Regions from separate parts of the Homo sapiens genome. Here region 2 is linked to region 1. A link is a contact called in ENCODE Hi-C data. All regions are on one chromosome and are shown on one strand. Each heading gives the region's core, a stretch centred on a gene start or an enhancer-like site at or near the end of the contact. The rest is flanking DNA. Distances are from core to core; before and after follow the strand shown.

Region 1 (6,237 bases), core at 1,028-3,527:
ACTTCCTTAAAAGTGGGGGCTGCATTCTGGTGACCTTCTGATGCTACAGTATCAAGGTGAATATGCAGAAATTCCTCTACTTCATAAATTCCAATTCTCAAATGTCCATCGAACCATCAGAGCTAAATGTTGGAGCCAACAGGAAGCTCCCCTGCCTGTCAGTGGCATTTAGCCTCAGCCTTCCCATCTGCAGTTTTTTCCCAGCAGTGTGCTGTAGTTGAAGCAATATCTTGTTATAAAAGTATTTGCAATGAAAAGGGGAAAATCGTAATGCAAACTTCTATGGAATTTTTTTAAGGTTCAAAGGAGGTAAAGAAGAGTGGGAGCTTTTGCCATCTTCCTCTATGGTTCATGCCTCTAAACATCCATATAGATGACATCTATTGCTCATCGTGTAGTGCCACCTTAGGCGTAAAGAAAGTAAAACAGCTCTTCATATTGTAATATAGGAACTCCTTTTGAGGGCTTAGCATGCTGCTTAATCCCAGCAAGAAGGAAGATTTGCTCTGGTACCCTTCCCACAATGGTAGCAGAGAGAGGATGATGCCTTGGGATTCAACTAATCCAGAGCTTCTCCCATGCCTACCTCTGCCAGGATCTTAGCCTACACCAACTGAGAAGCTCATAATCATCGAGTAGAGAGCTTATATATACCTTTCTCCTATGAGTTCTGTCCCTCTAAAGAACCCTAATATAGAAGTAAGAAACAGCTAGAAAAAGAGGAGTCTAGAGTCCAGATAACATTTCAGTCATCAAACCTCCCCAGCTTCCCTGATCCTTGCCTTTCTGAGACTTGGCTGCTCAGCATGTCCAGACTGGTGCGCTTCCCCCAACATTCTTTCAGGAAGTACTGGGGAGCTCATAATGATCGAATGGAGATCCCAAACTGTGTTCAAGTCAACACTGCTTCTCTGAAATTTGATCAGACATTCCAAGAAAAATGCATTTGCTTCAGGAACTTTGGGAATCCCTGCATACTCAATTTGTCTCTATGATACTCCAAAGTGCATCAGCAACAAGTTCTGCAGCAAAGAATTCTACTTATTTTGGTTTAATTTGACATTTTCCATACTTGTTTGACTGAAAAAGCTTTAAAAAATTTAAAATATTTTAATAAAAAACACCAATTCACATGGTAGAATACAAGGAAAGTATTTAACCTAAGAATCATTTTAAGAAAACTTAGTGTTATCACTGGTCATTAGAGAAATGCAAATCAAAACCACAACGGGATACCATCTCATGCCAGTTAGAATGGTGATTATTTAAAAGTCAGGAAACAACAGATGCTGACGAGGCTGTGGACAAATAGGAATGCTTTTACACTGTTGGTGGGACTGTAAATTAGTTCAACCATTGTGGAAGACAGTGTGACAATTCCTAAAGGATCTAGAACCAGAAATACCATTTGAAGCAGCCATCCCATTACTGGGTATATACTCAAAGGATTAGAAATCATTCTACTGTAAAGACACATGTACACATGTTTATTGCAGCACTATTTACAATAGCAAATACTTGGAACCAACCCAAATGCCCATCAGAGATAGACTGGATACAGAAAATGTGGCACATATACACTATGGAATACTGTGCAGCCATAACAAAGAATGAGATCATGTCCTTTGCAGGGACATGGATGAAGCTGGAAGCCATCATCCTAAGCCAACTAACACAGGAAAAGAAAACCAAACACCACATGTTCTCACTCATAAGTGGGAGTTGAACAATGAGAACGCATGGACACAGGGAGGGGAACATCACACACTGGGGCCTGTCAGGGGGTGGGGGCGCAAGGGGAGGGAGAGCATTAGGACAAACACCTAATGCATGCAGGGCTTAAAGCCTAGATGACGGGTTGACAGGTGCAGCAAACCACCATGGCACTTGTATACTTACGTAACAAAACTGCACGTTCTGCACATGTATCTCAGAACTTAAAGTAAAAGAAAGAAAGAAAGAAAACTTAATGTATCACAACCCAAACTGGGTTTTCATGTTTTGACAAATGTTTTCATGTCACATCATCCTCCTAACCAAACTATGCCACTGTTGTCTCTTTCAGTCTCCCCCGCAAAGCATCAGGTCCTTTAGGGCAAATGTGAGGCCTTATGCATTTGTAAGTAGGTATTCATTACCTACTCAGTTACTCATTAGGTAAGTGAGTGTGAAAGAAGAAAAGCTATTTAGGACTCATTTCTTTGCCAATGACAAAAACCTAGATCAGACAGCCTGAGAACGTTAAGTACTTACTGAAAGAATGCCGGAAGAAGTGCACAGGTCTGGACATGCTGAGCAGCCAAGTCTCAGAAAGGAAAGGATCAGGGAAGCCGGGGAGATTTGATGATTTAAGTATTATCTGGACTCTGGACTCCTCTTTTTCTAGCTGTTTCTTACTTCTATTCTCTATTAGGGTTCTTTACAGGGACAGAACTAATAGGATAGATGTTTACAAAAAGGGGAGTTTATTAAGGAGTATCGACTCACATGATCACAAGGTGAGGTCCCACAATAGGCCATCTGCAAGCTGAGGAGTAAGAAAGCCAGTCTGAGTCCCAAAACCTCAAAAGTAGGGAAGCTGACAGTGCAGCCTTCAGTCTGTGGCCAAAGGCCTGAGAGCCCCTGGCAAACCACTTGTGTAAGCGGAAAAGTACCAAAGCTGAAGAATTTGGAGTCCGATGTTCGAGGGCAGGGAGCATCCAGCACAGGAGAAAAATGTAGGTTGGGAGACTAAGCCAGTCTAGTCTTTCCATGTTCTTCTGCCTGCTTTTATTCTGGCTTCTCTGGCAGCTGATTAGATGGTGCCCACCCAGATTGAGCATGGGTCTGCCTTTCCCAGTCCACTGACTCAAATGTTAATCTCCTTTGGCAATAACCTCACAGACACACCCATGAACAATACTTTGCATCCTTCAATGCAACCAAGTTAACATTCAGTATCACCATCACATGTTCCTTTCTGCAAGCTGGCTTTGTTCTCCCAAATAGCCAATCCTCATAGCTATACAACTAAAGAAAAAAAGTGACACCCTCTTAAAAATTTCCTGAGAAGAATTCTAATTGGCTTGACTCATGGCCTGGGCCTACTATGATTGGCCCGCTTGAATCTTGTGCCCATTCCTGAGAGTGGGTACTGTGTTTAGAAGCCCTTATGAGAATCATGTAGTTGGAGTACGGAAAAAACGACCCCCTAAAGAAGCAGGAGAGATGTGTTTCACACAAAAGGAAGGTGTTCAGGTTGACATATTATGCATGTCTATACAGACATGAAGAAAGGACTACTGGTTCTGGGGAGAGAATCATAACCATTCTTCCCCTTCCTTCATGCTCTCTAAAATCAGCCAAACCACATACATGTTGTTATGGACAAAGCAGCCCACTTAGTTCAGGTGCTGCCCTTGCATTCTGCGTATAACCTGTGTCTGCTTCTCCCAGGAGGAAAGCACACGGGGCTAATTGCATTAGCAGGTGCAGTACTATGTTGGTGATTCTGTGCCTAATCTGCTCATTATGCAGCTGATGTCATTTTATAAGTGGAGAGAAATAGTGTTATCACAGGAGAAATGAGCTCTCTTGCTTCTTGAGAAATTCTCTTAAGCCTAGACAAAGGGGTTTTAAGTTTATCAGCCTCCCCTTTGTGACACCTCATTCTAAATGATGTATTAATCATTTGTTGATTATACAGATCAATTAAAGAGGTTTTACAGGTTAGGTTAATTAAATCTTTGGTAGAACTTCCTATTTATTTAGACCTTCTGCTTTGCAATTATAAAACACCACCCAACCAGCATGTTGACTTTTAATAAGTTGCAAACAAGGGTCGTAAAAGAACATATTCCCCTCATTGTACTCCTTATAAAGTGTTCTTTTTTCTATTACATCTCTCTGCATAGTTATATCCACCTGCTAATCCATCCCATCCAGCCAGCCATCTATCAGTCAGCCTGTATGTCTATCTTGGTATGGTTTGCGCTACCAAAACTCATGTTGAAATTTGATCCCTAATGTGGCAGTGTTGGCAGGTGGGGGCCTAATGGGAGGTGTCTGGGTCATGGAGGTGGAGCCCTTATGAATAAATTAATGCCCTCCCAGGAGCTAAATGAGTTCTTAGTAATGGATTAGTTCCCAGGAGAGTGGGTTGTTACAAAGAGTCTGGCTTCCCTGGTTTTTCTCTCTCGCTGTGTGATCTCTTTGCACAGTTTCTGCCATGAGTTGAAGCAGCCTGAGGCCCTCACCAGATGTAGCTGCCAAATCTTGAACTTCCAGCCTCCAGAATTGTGAGCCAAATAAACCTTTTCCCTTCATAAATTATGTAGCCTCAGGTATTCTGCTATAGCATTAAAAAACAAACTAAGACATCTACCTGCCTATCTACCTACCAACAAAGATTTTTAAATCTGGTAGCCTTGTCCAAGTAGATGCTTATCATCAGTATCATGCAGAGGCATGTGATTGTTCAGAGTTAGAAAATGGCAACCCCACCTCCTACCTGAGGAATTTGGGTAGATCCAGGCTCAGTGTTCCCTAACTGCCTTAGTCTCTGGACCAATCACAAGTGGCGATGCTCTGGTGGCAGAAACAGACCACAATTCAAATGCACATCAGTGTACTGTATACCAAGAATCACTCCTTCAGAGCCATTGGAATGAAAACCATTACCAACACCAGTTTGTCTGCCCAGAAGACCAACCACAACTATGTAGACTCACTCATCAACCATAAGGCCTGTGGGACATTTTTGTACCCCCCAACTCCTGCCTTCTTCAACTCCACTGACTCTTAGATTTTAACATCCCTCCAAACTCCATCTCCAGAATCAGGTCATGTTTGCAGCAGAGAACAGCAAGGAAAAGGTTGGACTCCCTAATGAACAATCTCTTGAGGAAGTATCTTTAAAAATAAAACACTGTTCTCATGCACACCCACACCTCACAGAGCCTGCCTGGGACCACAGAATCCAGCACGCTCTCATTCACCACTTGCCCCTCCTCACCTCGCACTCCTAGCCAAACTCTCCTGGCACTCACGGTCACTTTTTTTGTCTGTTTTTAAATATTTACGTCTCAATGAAAAATTTGTGATTTTATGCACACTCAGAACAGACAGACCCATGCCCCATGTTTAATGATATACGTAGCTCATTTCATGTATTTTTGAGGGTTCTAGTTCTTTCCAATGCTGCATTTTTTCCTCACATGAAATATAACATTTTGTATCCAAAACAGCCTTTGGTTTTAGGATAAGGTCTTTTGCTCCCATGTCTGGGCATTGTTTTCTTTTGCCTTCAAGATGAAAAACAAACATTCAGCAGCAAATGTTCAAGGGGCATCTACCATGTGCCAGAAACTGCTTTGCAAGGCATGGGGGACCTGGCGGTGAGTGTAGTCTACTGGGGAATAGTCGCCTGTCAATTGAAGCGCAGCCTCATACAGAGCTTCAGGGGGCAGGATAGGGTGGTGCCGTGAGCCAGAGGACTCACTCCCAGCATATACTCAAGTAGTCTGGGAAAGGTTCCTAGACAAAGTGACTCCAAACTGAGGTCCCAATAATGAGTCAGAGTTAGGCAAGTAAATGAGGGGACAGGGCAGAGGATGGATGACTGGTTGCTGAGTGGTGCAGGTTGGAGGTGGAGCTCCCATGCAGAAAAATGGCCTTTTAAATTAAAACAGAGACAGAGAGAAAGAAATTGGACAAGATGGAAGAAATGCATCCTGATAGGAACACAGCCAGAGACAGATGGATGCTATTGCTGGAAGAACTTTATAGGCCACATTCAGGCTGATCTTGCAATAAGCAACCCTCTTAAAAACCTTCTAGTGGGCTTGGCTCCCTCTCGCCACCTACGAGGACTGGATTGGAGAGGGAAGGGCAAGACTGGAGTCAAAGCAGCCCGCTTGGCAGCTAAGGCAGTGATGAGCAGCATGAACCAGGGCAGAGGCAGGGTACGGGAAGAAGTGCAGCGCTTGGTGACTTGGCTGGAACATGGGGAGGTGGCCAGGATTATCCCAGGTTCCTTGAGTAAGGGATGTTATTCACAGGGCTGGTCACACAGGAAAAGGAGGCAACCTAGAGAAAGACCATGGACCTGAGGAAAGGTGACTGTACACATACGTGTGAGTGTATGGAGCCTGCCCACCATGTCAAGTCACTGAGGGTAGGCCAAATCATGCTGTGGTGACAGCCAGAATAAGCCCAGTAACAAACGTGGCTCACACCGAATGTCCATCGGCAGTGGGC
Region 2 (6,237 bases), core at 1,237-3,736, 1.8 Mb before region 1:
TAAACTTTGTTTCCTAAAATCTTAATTCAGGAGAAAGCCAGGCTTTTCTCCAAAATGATTTTTTCCCTTTTTCCTATCTGTTTTATTTTTCTCTTTTTATTATTTTTATGATGTATTAAATCGAAGCATTTACTTGCAGCATGCTAGTTAAGACAATTTTCTTAGCATTTGCTGAATGATTTGGCAGGCTAGACATCCTAGAGCTAAATTGTAAAATCCCATTAAAACCTAGTCATATAAAAATAAAAGATGCTGCCTGGTGCACTCCATGACACGTTATGGTGAGGTCTCATCACATTACAATAACAAATCCCAAAACGAAGTGACTACTGTGTAATAGAATATGATGGAGAGAGAGTATATTAGTGATGCAGCCAACTGCATTTAATTAAATCCATGTCCAAATTAGTTCCCTGATTGGCATGTAAAAAGAAAACATGTTTACTATGGTAGTTCAAATAGCATGATTATTGTTTTAGCACACAGGCTTTTTAGCCTGTACCCACACCCTCTTTTTTTTTTTTTTTTTTTTTTTTGGTCTTCAAGTGTCTTGCCACCTCATGGATGAAGTAGGTATAACTGAAATCTCTCTTTGTCTTGGGTAAAAAAGAAACAGGCTCTCATAGGGTAAGTAGCTTGCTCAAGTCACCAGCTAATAAAGAGCAGAGCTGGAATACAAACTCAGGTCAAGAAGATTCCAGAGTCCATGCTCTTTCATTTATGCCAAAGACTGCCCAACTATGGCCTGCAGGCCAAATCTGGCCAGCTGTCTGGTTTTGTGCCCCTCAAAAGCCAAGAATGGTTATTATAGTTTTATATAGTTGAGAAAAAATCAGAAGAAGAATAGTATTTCATGATGTGTGAAAATTATAAGAAATTAAAAACTTAAAATGTCAATGTCCATTTGTAAAGTTTTATTGGAACACGGTCATATCCATTTATTTATGTATTAACTACAGCAGCTTTTGCATTACAATGGCAGAGTTTAGTTGCAGCAGAGATTATGTTGGTCTGCAAAGCCCAAAACATTTTCTACCTAGACATTTATAGAAAAAGTTTGCCAACCTCTGATCTAGTCCATGGTTCTTAAGCCAAGTTAAATGTAAGCATTTAATGTTACATTAAACGTTCAGTTGAAGGCTGGGGCCCAGGGATCTGCATATTTAAAAATAAATACCCAGTATCATTTGACATACTTTCTTAAGTAATTATGATTACTATTACTGTCTTCCATTATGATTATGTGTGTATTTCTTCCTCTCCTTTATCCATCTTTGAGGGCTAGGACCATGCTAAAGTATCTTTGAATGAAAAAACAAGCATAGAATTTATGTATTAGTTTATTAGATATATATATCTGAGTATTCATTGTATGTCAGGTCCTCTTCAGTGGTAGAACAGAAGACCTACAGTCTAGGGGAAGACAAGAAAAAGGGCCAGGATAAAGCTACATGATAAGAAGTCCACATTAATTGATTAGAATAATACTTGCTATACATAATGGTAACTCATAAGACCCTTCAACTTTCAAAGAATAAGTTATTTTGGCTGCACGATAGCATTAGATGTATCTTACAGAATTTAAGAGTTTATACATTGGTAGTGCAAAAATAAGGTATAATGTATAGATATCACTGGAATTTGGGGGCCAGATAACCAGTGGTTAACTGTGTTTTGATCAAAATGATGAATTAGTGTGAATTCACAGGACTCATTTGTATGGCTATTTGTCTGGCTACTATATATTATAAAAACCCAACATATAGATGTCATGAGCTGTAGAAGGAACTAGATAAAGAGAGCCCATTTAACTTCAATAGGAAGGTGTCTAGAGATTAATTTTAGCACTTAGTGTCATTATGACATGTAGAATGCTGTGTTGAATAAATCTAATGGATTTTAAAGTATTTTTTAGAACTTTGACTTAATTATGATTTTCCTGGAACTGTGTAAGGCTCCTACTGTCAATATGCTAAGGTAACACTTTAGAATGAGAAAATAAATTTTCAGTTGAAACGTTACTGCCATCCATTAGACATGGAAGAAGCAGCTGTTACCACACTGCCAAACCAGGGTTATTTTTTGAAAAACACTAGTACATGCTGTAAGAGCAGAAAGTAGAAAATTACAATGCCATTTGAAAAAAGAATACCCCAACAACTTAAAAATAAACACTTTTACGTAGATGTATATATTAGTTATCTCTGGCTGTATGACAAATTACCCTCAAGTTTAGCAGTTTAAAACAACAAATATTTATTATCTCATAGTTTCTGTGTGTCTGAAATCTAGGAACAGATTGGATGGGTAATTCTGGCTTAGGATCTCTCACAAGATTACATGGCCAGGGCTGTAGTAATCTCAAGGTTCAACTGGGGCTGGAGAGTCTTCTGACCTCTCTCGCATGGTTGTTGTCAGGGTCCAGTTCCTCATGGGCCGTCAGACTGAGACTCTCAGTTCCTCACTGGCTGTTGGCCAGAGGCCTCTTTCAGTTTCCTGGCACATGAGCCTCTTCATAGGGCAGCTGGCTTCCATCAGAAAGAGCAAGTGGGAGAGCAACAGACAGCCAGGCAGAACTCCCAGTCATTTTTTAACCTAATCTCAGTGGTGACATTCCATCATTTTCATATATTTTATTCATTAGAAGTGGGCCACTAGGTCTAGTTTGCCCTCAAGGGCACAAGAGCATGAACACTAAGAGGAAGTAAACCCCAATTTTTATCATATTTCATTATAAGAGGAAAACAGGCATAACAAATCCAACCATTAGAGAAGCACCCTTCATTGGTAAAATATTTGTTGAGTGCCTACTATGTGCCAGCCATGGAGGATATGATAGTTCAAAACCAGCAAATTTCCCTGCCTTCATGTAGCATACTTTCTGTAGGAAATAAACCATTAGAAAGCATACTATATAGTGTCTGGTACACAAGGCTCTCAAAAGATGTTAGTTATTTTTTTTTTTCAGGGTAGATGGATATCTCCCCTGTCCCAGAAACAGAGCCAAACTCTCCAGTCTGTTGCATCTCTAATCCTATTGTAGACAAATATGATTTGTTTAACCAGAGCAGAAATGGCTTTTCTTTCACTTATGCTTGAAATAGGCGATTCATAATAGTTCACAACACTACACACTTGTAACTGCCTTTCTCCCATTTGTGTTTTTAAAGTGGTCTTTGTCAGAAAAAAATATAAATAAAAACACTAAAGAGTCCCACGGAAGTAGCTGTCCTAGTAGGTTTCCTGCAGCGCCGTGCTGACCACTGTATCCTTTTGCATTACACATGCCAAGTTGACCTAACGTCTTCCAGCTCCGAATTATTTTAATTGCTTTTTTTCTAGATGCATCTTTTCAGTCTCTCAAGGACTCTTTAAAAAATGGCTTCTTGAACTACAAACAAGATTTCAAATGTGTGCCTGGTTCTGCCAGGCAATTCTGCAGTTGCTTTCTCTAATTAATATTCCATATCTCAAAAAAACCGTCTCAAGATTTTAATTGACTTTTGTCACCCCCATCTCATTCAAGTACTGTGCTGGCCATCCTCGTACATTATTAATAAACCATGCGTACTCTGTGTGTTTTTTCCCTGCTGCCTGATGTTTAGTTCTTTCTTGAACTTTGTTTTGAATGACAATTGAAGGATAATTTATTGTGCTGGGCTTCCGACACTAGTACGGTCAGCTATAGTTTGCTGTGCTAATTAGGAAAAAACTGTCAATCAAAGAAGTTATTCACTTTAGAGAGTAGACATAGCTTCATTTGTCTTGTACATAAACTCCTTCATACGGTGTAGAGCTAACTTCCTATACCATTGAGAGAAGTATACTAACAAAGCTGAGTTATAAAATATTTTTATAGAAATATTGATTTAATCCTCTCAGGTTTAAAAATAGGTTTCCAAAATACAGTAAAAGGATAAGAATTTTGATGAATACAGTGATTGTTTATTAAAATGGATTCTTTGAAAGCATTCTTTAAAATACTTAAGTTCTTCCATTCATCATTCTTTGTTGTTAATTTCACAGAGTCTGCCAACTGAAACTTTCTGCCAGCCCCTTTCCAATGTATCAGAAATTTCACATGGGTTGCCACCAAATTAGCATCATTGATGCAGTGTAGTGTTCCTCTGAAGCCTGTTGATCTTCTCTGTGCATTCATCTATTCATGGGACTTCTAGGCATGGAACATCTATTTGTAGTAGTGTTGACCTTTTCCCCTGTTCAAATAACATTTTTGTAGTGCTCTTTTTTTCACCCAGGTTGGAGGGTAGCAGTGTGATCATAGATCATTGCAGTGTCACCCTCCTGGGCTCAAGGAATCCACGTGCCTCAGTCTCCCACATAGCTGGGACTACAGGCTTGCACACCACCTAATTAATTAGCACCCAGCTAATTTTTTTAAAAAACAATATTTTTTAGAGATGGAGTCTCACTATGTTTCCCAGGCAGGTCTCCTTCCTTCAGGCAATCCTCCTGCCTTGGCATCCCAAAGCGCTGAGATTACAGGTGTGAGCCACCGCACCCAGCTTGTAGTGGGCTATTCAAGTTTGTTTCTCCATCTAAAAGAGGAAGCACAGCCAACTTCTACTCAGATCACCTGAGTACTGTACATGGAAACGACTGTGCAGGCAATTGCTTTCACTGATGAATGAAGACACATCACAAAGAATCCATCCCCATGAAGAAGAATTACTGAGGAAAACACACCTAATACATTTAGGATTATTTTTCCCTCAATTATGAGAACATTGGTGTCTAAAGAGTACAGTTACAAGAACAAACATTTTGGGCTTATTATCTTTCAAACTAGATAGTTATAGCTAGAGGAAAGTGGATGGATTTTAGGAAAATTACTTGGGTATTTTGGAGTGTGGCAGGCTGATCTTTTATTCCAAACACCCACTGGGACACCCAATAATGTTATTTTCCTGTGGCCTCTGACATTTTTACTATATTTGTGCTGTTATCCCATGTTTTGTTAGGGATTTCTGACTCCAAATCCACAGCAACTCTAAAATAACTATTAATCCTGTGCCCATCATCTGCCTGTTTCCACTCAGACCTGTTCCCCACTTCCCCCTGCTCTGCTTGGTGGCCAGGAAGCTGGGCCCTGCCAATGGCATTTCCCTGACTCCCTTGCCAAGTGACTTTTGACTGGTTTGGCCATTGAAAGGCACTGGAAGGCAACTGAAGGGAGAGAGGAGAGGAGAAACCGGGTATTTTTTTTTCTCTTTCTTTCTACCTGCGGTGGGAAAAGGGGTAGGAGTCCATTATTGGCTGCCTGTCCTTCATGATTCAAACTCTCAGTGGTACGGTTCCTCCCTCTTTGGTCCAATCTCTCATTGGGCGGCTCTAGCTTCTGGGGTCTGTTAACGACACTCACTCTTTGTCTGCCCTGATCCTACGGTAATAGCCACTTTCTGCTATTAAATTTTTGCTTTGCCTCGCTGTGCCATTTGGCTTTTCTGTTCATCCAACCTTTTGTAACTAGTTCCCTGTATTAAATTTTCTTTGTAAAACTGCCTGACATAAAGACGTCTGCTTCTAGGAAGATGGAATAGACACACTTTACCATATTTTTTCTGCTAAGTAGAACTAAAAGTCCTGTACATTATATTTAAAACACATAAGAAGACTGAAAGGTAGAGAAAAGAAGGCAGACTGGCTACGGACATCAGGATGCAAATGATGGTGGTGGGTCTCCCAGGTTTCCTTTTTGCTTCATATATGTGAGACTGGATACTGGAGAAACTGGCAACCCAAAGCTGACAATGGGTGAAGATAAACAAGCCCCAAAAAGAGCCTGCTCTCTTGAATCAAAGGACCTGGAAATGGGCAGCCTTGCAAGACAGAAAACTTTAGAAAATAACTGTGACAGTAGCCAAATCCCATAGAAAAATTATTGTCCCATTTCTACCCCTACTCCCACCAGCAAAGCTTGAGTGGGAAGCCTTGGGTCCTGTCTTTGCCAGGCTGTAATGGAGATGCCAAATGACAGGGCTGCAAAATATGTAAAGCAAAAATGATAGAGCTAAAAGATAAAATAGACAAATCCACAATTACGTTGAAAATGCCAACACCGCTCTCTCAAATGATAGAATAACTCGACAGAAAATCAGAAAGATATAGAAGAACTCTTAACACCACCCACTAACAGAATCTAACAGACATTTATAGAACACTGTACCCAGCAACAGCAGAATACACATTCCTTTCAAGTGCCCACAGTACACATAC

Evidence for each region. Hi-C counts contacts between places; a loop is a spot of excess contacts on that map. Pooled maps may share reads with other maps.
Region 2: a map with no recorded cell type shows a loop between it and region 1 (15-fold over the local background). The contact joins two enhancer-like sites. A Hi-C loop is called at or near these places in 3 of 37 single-sample maps with no recorded cell type and 3 of 50 pooled maps.

What each region holds. Positions count from the first base shown.
Region 1 is chr3:59,562,576-59,568,812 of GRCh38, reverse strand. The region is part of intron 6 of CFAP20DC-DT (CFAP20DC divergent transcript); the gene reads right to left. Among named protein-coding and RNA genes, the nearest start is that of CFAP20DC-DT, 480 kb to the right of the region's middle. Within about 2 kb of position 2,277, at least 3 of the 41 ENCODE cell types and tissues checked have a DNase peak (open chromatin) inside an H3K27ac peak, as active enhancers do.
Region 2 is chr3:61,354,845-61,361,081 of GRCh38, reverse strand. The region is part of intron 3 of LOC105377114 (a long non-coding RNA gene); the gene reads left to right. Among named protein-coding and RNA genes, the nearest start is that of FHIT, 110 kb to the right of the region's middle. Within about 2 kb of position 2,486, at least 2 of the 41 ENCODE cell types and tissues checked have a DNase peak (open chromatin) inside an H3K27ac peak, as active enhancers do.